Regions from separate parts of the Homo sapiens genome. Here region 1 is linked to region 2. A link is a loop called in an ENCODE intact Hi-C map of the cell type or tissue named here. Cell type or tissue: IMR-90. All regions are shown on one strand. Each heading gives the region's core, and the rest is flanking DNA. Links, peaks and the distances in the headings are about the cores only.

What was found. Peaks named below come from ENCODE experiments on the same cell type or tissue, not always from the same donor. Only the 100,000 strongest peaks of a DNase experiment are listed, where the experiment ranks them.
Region 1: it touches region 2 in a loop (13-fold over the local background); 43 of 110 quality-filtered maps call a loop at or near these places.

What each region holds. Positions count from the first base shown.
Region 1 is chr14:35,878,588-35,881,513 of GRCh38, reverse strand. It overlaps the pseudogene EWSR1P2. Among named protein-coding and RNA genes, the nearest start is that of BRMS1L, 54 kb to the right of the region's middle. In IMR-90, for the core only: a CTCF peak has its summit at 1,683 (motif pointing left); a DNase peak (open chromatin) is centred at 2,483; H3K27ac peaks cover 441 bases.
Region 2 is chr14:36,372,835-36,375,760 of GRCh38, reverse strand. No RefSeq gene overlaps it. Among named protein-coding and RNA genes, the nearest start is that of MBIP, 54 kb to the right of the region's middle. In IMR-90, for the core only: a CTCF peak has its summit at 1,529 (motif pointing right); a DNase peak (open chromatin) is centred at 1,560.

The DNA.
Region 1 (2,926 bases), core at 293-2,792, 490 kb after region 2:
GGGGATAACTGTAGTTACTCTGTCCATATCTTAGGCCAGGCTGGTTGGTAACCCCTGTGCTAGATTGAGGTTGACTAGTCTCAATGGGCTTGTTACCATCCTATGGTCTTGTAGGTGCAGTGGCTGCTGGCTGCTGCCCATAGGCTGGGTAAGCAGGCTGAGTGCCATATGCAGACTGAGCAGCTTGGAGGCCTGGGTGGTGGTGACTGTAGCAGTGGTGGTATCATAAGCACCAGTGCCACACCCCTGGACAGGCTGGCTGTATGCCTGGGGGGCAGTTGGAGTAGCATAACCAGTGGGAGGCTGTCCATAAGAAGTTGCATAGCCCATAGGTTGCAGTGGTCTGAGCCTGGGTATAGCTGACATCAGTGGGCTGTCCATAGGTTCCATAGCTTTGTTGCCCATATGCCTGGGTGGTCTGTGCATATCCTTGAGCAGGCTGGGCAGCGTAAGCACTGTAGCCCTGCTGCACTGCAGCTTGGCTATAGATACTGTAATCCGTTGACGCCATTTTCTCTCCTTCCTCCTCGTTCTCTCAACATCCGTCTCCTTCTCGCTCCCATTTAACTTTTATCTAAAAAGATTACAGAAATCCTATTCTTCCCAATTTTCAAAGTTCTAATAATCTCATGCCTATATATTGAGGTCATTAAAACATTACTATAACTTTGGATATAATTCAGTGGACCAATGATAATGTTTACTCTCTAAGAAAAGAAACTATGAAACAATCTAGTTCTAGATCTTTATATAAAAGATCAACAAAGTAACTCATTTTCCAGTATGAATATTAACTTGCTATTTGTAAATTGTCTATATTAAATTATCAGTTAAGCCTTCCCTGATTAATAATATTCCAGAGATTATATTGATTATAGTAGATAATTAGGTAAAAACACAACCATACAAAATTCTATTTTAAGAATTTTGAGGACAAAATTGGGAGAAATGTGGGGCAAAAATCTACAACATGGTTATTATTTAATAGATAAATATAAACTATGCAGTTAGTCCTCCATATCTGTAGGTTTCACATCAGCTAGGTTCAACCAACCACAGATGGAAAATATTCAGAAAAAAAGAATAGTTTCATCTGTACTGAACATGTACAGTCCTTTTTTTCTTGTCATTATTTCCTAAACAATACAGTATAACAAGTATTTACACAACATCATATTGAGAATTACAAGTAATCTAGAGATGAATTAAAGGATGATGTGCATAGGTTATATGCAAATAACCATATTATATAAGGGACTTGAGCATCTGTAGATTTTGGTATTTGCAGGGATCCTGGAACCAATCCCCTGAGGATACTGATGGATGATTATATTTACTGCCACATCCCTTCAGAGCACTTTGATCTGTATTACAAGCTCTCATGTTCCCTTTTGTTTAATTACATACTTTGTTTCTACAGTAACTCTAAAGCATATAACCAGTTGCAATGTCCCTAAGCCCTTTACATGGTGAATTTTTTTCAGCTAATAAAGAGTAATAATAATATAATCCTTGTGTAGAGCTTTATCTTCTTCCTAAACATCTCTTAATTAGTATGCAACAGGATTAAATACAACTGAAGTCTCACTATACCATTTTGAATAATTAGGAGGAAAAATACAAATTCTAACCTAGGCACCTAAGTCTTGTAGGAATTTACTGCCACCTTCAGGTTTTAATGAAAATGCACTGGGACTGTAGCTTTTACATTTCCAGATGATAGTCCCTGGTTAATATAGTAGAAATATTAATATTATTTTCTGGCTTTAGAAGCAAAGTACTACTATCTAATTTAGATTGCAGTACAAAATGCATTCAGGAAATGCCTTTCGCCTTGTCTTTTTGTCTTTTGTGATTCTTTCAATAATGTGTAATTGAAAATTAAAGTCTGTTTTTTATCAGCCATTATAATTATATACTAGAAGTTCCCAGATCTGTGTCCAGAATGTACTTTGTATCATTGTCTAAATCTAGTTAAAAAAAAAAAACTATTACAGCAAACTGTTTTAAATGTTCCACGTGTCAATGCCTTCCAGCCAAAGGCCACCAGGAACACACCGGCAGTTGCACAAGTTGGGTTTCTTGCTCATTTCAGGGAGGGAGAAACCACACCATAGGGAACTGTGGATGTCTGAGTAAGAAGGTGTTAAAAGGGACTTATAGGATTTGGGCTTTTATTGGGAGATTTTTGGTAGGGTTTGAGGAAGTGGGCTTTGCTCTGGATAAAATGCTGTCAGGAAGTGGGGGCAATCCCATAATTTAGTATCTTAATGAGTTTTACTTATAAAGCAGGTGGAATGAAGTGAGGCTAATGCTATAATTGGTAAAGAAGCAGAAGTCATTCACATTAGCCAGAATAGGGGAATGTTCCACATTTTTTGTGGTTTGCAGACTGACTTTGTTTTTGTCTATATTTAGACAAGATGTTGTTGGGGTGGGCGTTGACCCCACTTCCTCACGGTCACAGAGTGGCCGTGATGTTGGTGTTCCGTGAGATTGTTTATGTTCAACAGAACACCAAGGCCTATCACGCAGTTCCTAGTTGTCAGGGACTGCTTTTCTCTTTCTCATGCATATATTTGTAATTCCATGAATACCTTTTTTTTTTAATTCCTTGACTTTGTGCTGAAATTATAAAAGTTTGTGATGATTTTCAAAGTGGATATCAACAGAATATGAAGCTCTAAGGATGCATCATAAATGTTGCAAGGGTGTGAAATCCAGCTCAAAATCGTTTGGAAAAAGGGGAATTTATTAGAAGACCCACATAACACAAGGAAGACCGGAGTGCAGATGGACTATGAGTCAGCTCATAGCACGAGGCTAAATGCCAAGAAACTCCCCATCCACCTCTCATCTCCTCAGCTGTCTCCACAGGGCAGGAAATGTCATTGCCTATAATTTCCAAACTTTATTGTCCCAGTTC
Region 2 (2,926 bases), core at 174-2,673:
CCTTCCATTACTACCTGCCATATTATAGTGCACTCAACAGGTACTGCATAGATAACTCACAATGGCTACTTTATTAGCCAACTCTGTGCTTGGTTCTCAATGGGATGTATGGGATCCATATATTGTCCCTGATATTTCTAGAAATCTCCGCCTTTCTTTCAAGGATTCACAGAAGCCTTGAAAGTCAAACATAAAGCATTGCTAACATGGAGGGAAGGAGAAAAGAAGATACTCCTTTTCTTTTCATCTATGGTTAACCACTTAGAAGAAGGCTTTTATTTAAAAAACCCAGAAAGCTAGTCTCTTAACTGTGAAAAAAACTTCAATGCTTCAGTGTAAGCATACTTAATATCTAGAACAGAAAGAGAAAGAGAGAGAGAGAATGAGAGATTGTATGCATTTTATAATCTTTCTTACCACACTCATTAAACCATGGAAATTATTGAGATTTCCTCAAATTTAACAGACATATCCCTCCAAAATTTATTGTGATCCATAATCAAGACTGATTTAAGTTTCCTCATGGACATGGCATCGTGTTGAGGGCTGTACTGAGCAAGTTAAGCAAGTGTGAATGTAGCTACAATGAGAACCCAAGGATAACAATTCAGTCAATGAAAATCCCCTCTCTCCTATTTGCTCACACTAGGCCTGCCTCTAGCCTAGAGTCTAGGCTAGCAGTGCACATTAACCCTGCCAAACATCAGCAGCTAGCCCCACTGCCACCCTCACCAAGTCTGCAAATAAGTGGCAGGTGATCTCCACAGGCTTTTAGCAAGCTATCAGGTCACACACAGTACTTTGCTCAGAAAAACTCACTTATGTATCTCATCTCTGATCAAGTTCAAGTACTTCATATTTACAGTTTAAAAGCCCAAAATGGGTTAGTTTATCATAGCCCAGCTTCATGACACTGATGCATGTGCTTGTACCGAGTGACTATGAGCTTGGTGCTCTTTGATTTAAGTGCAGGAAGCTTTTATTTTTGAATTTCTACCTACTCATGGCAATACATCAAACAATCAGTTTTAATATCTTTAGGGTTAAGTGCACTCATGTAATTTAGAATTAAATGATTTTTATTAAGCACTTTTACAGACTACATGCTATACAACTCCACTGATTAAGGATCATGGTGACTGGTAAAACAGCAGCCCCCATGAATTAGGGAAACATTAGTGAAATGCATTTTCTGAATACATCACAAAATGCATTCAGTACTAAGTAACTCAAATGTCATGAGAGAGTTCGAATGAAAATTTCCCCCAACAAAGCAAATACACAGATGAGCCCCCTAGGCTATATTGGATTCTAATAGTGACACATCCCTGGTTTGTGGTCTTTCTACTTCTCCTGATCTATATTCTCCACCACTCTACTCTCACCTCAGCCCCACTCAGAACTCAACTTCTAAGTCTAGCAGGGTTATTTATCTTTGAGTCTACTAGGAGGTGGGGCTGGGAGAAGGGAAGAAGTCAACCAGCCCAGGCTCAGTCCTCCTTGTAAAAGATTTGCAGTAGAGCTGCTCACCAGCAGAGGGCAGCATAAATCTGTTGCCTTGCACATGCTCAGAGAGGCTTTGGGCTTCACACTTAATGAAAGGCAGACTGGAAACCGGGGGTGTGTCTGACAAGTGCCACTGGGACGCCATGTGATTGTGCATGCTGTTGAACCAGATCATATCTCCAGCTCATGGCTTCTTGATCAAAACTAATACGAGCTTCTCTTGCCTATTGTTTCAGCTGGGCATGGTTGCAGAGGCCATGGGGAGATACCTGAGCCTACTCCAGGACTTTTTGCAGAATCACAGAAGTTCATTTTTGGCTCAGAGGTATTTGTTTTGCGGGTTTTTGTTTGTTTGTATTTTCTTTTGTTTTTTTTTTTTAAACTCTACTCCCCTCCCCGCAAAAAGGCAAACCAAACTTAAATACTTGAAAGATAAATTATTCAACTTGTAGCTGTATGAACTGGCAAAACTTTCTCTTCACCTCCACCAGAAGGATCTCTAGAGTCACAAGGATCTCATCGGAGCTACTCTATGTGAACTAGTACCCATTCTTTCAACAAGCTTAACTTGGTGCTTCTGTAAAGCTGTGAGGTCTCAGTTGTAAGAGGAAAATGTTTCTTGGCATAATGATGGCAGGGGCTGATGGTAGTGGTGGTCCCTAAAGGTGAAGGTCAAAACCAAGCTAAAAGCAATGTTCTTTCCTTTATGGAGTCTAGGAAGATGAATTATTGTTGTTACAAGTTGCACTTACTTCACTGAGGACATGTCTCACTAATGGGGAGCCTAGACTGTCATTAAATTTTCTTTCTTTCTTTTTTTTTAATTTATGAAGAAAAGGTTTAATTGACTCACAGTTCCAAAGGCTGTACAGGAAGCATGGCTGGGGAGGCCTCAGGAAACTTACACTCATGGCAGAAGGCAAAGTGTAAGTGAGCACCTTCTTCACATGGCAGAGAGGGAGAGAGAGAGGGGAGGGGAAGGTGCCACACACTTTTGAACTACCAGATCTCTTGAGAACTCTATCACAAGACAGCACTAGGGAGATGGTGATAAACCATTAGAAACCACTCCCATGATTTAATCGCCTCCCACCAGGCTCCACATCCAACACTAGGGATTACAATTCAATATGAGATTTGGATGGGGACACAGACCCAAACCATATCACCTTATGTTCTGTTATCTCCATCTTTGTTAGTTGACATATCTAGTTATGTAGCAATTTTTTCTTGGAAGAAAATGCCAACAATGTTCTATTTAATAAAAAACAAACTTCATACTCCATCTTCAACGTGCTTGTTTGCCAAACCTGATGGCCCTAAGGGATTGGCACTGAGGGGAGACGTGTTCCTGAAAAATTCAGTGCTCAAATGTATTACAGCTTATCAGTTGTACACTTGTGGGGCAGGCAGATTTTAT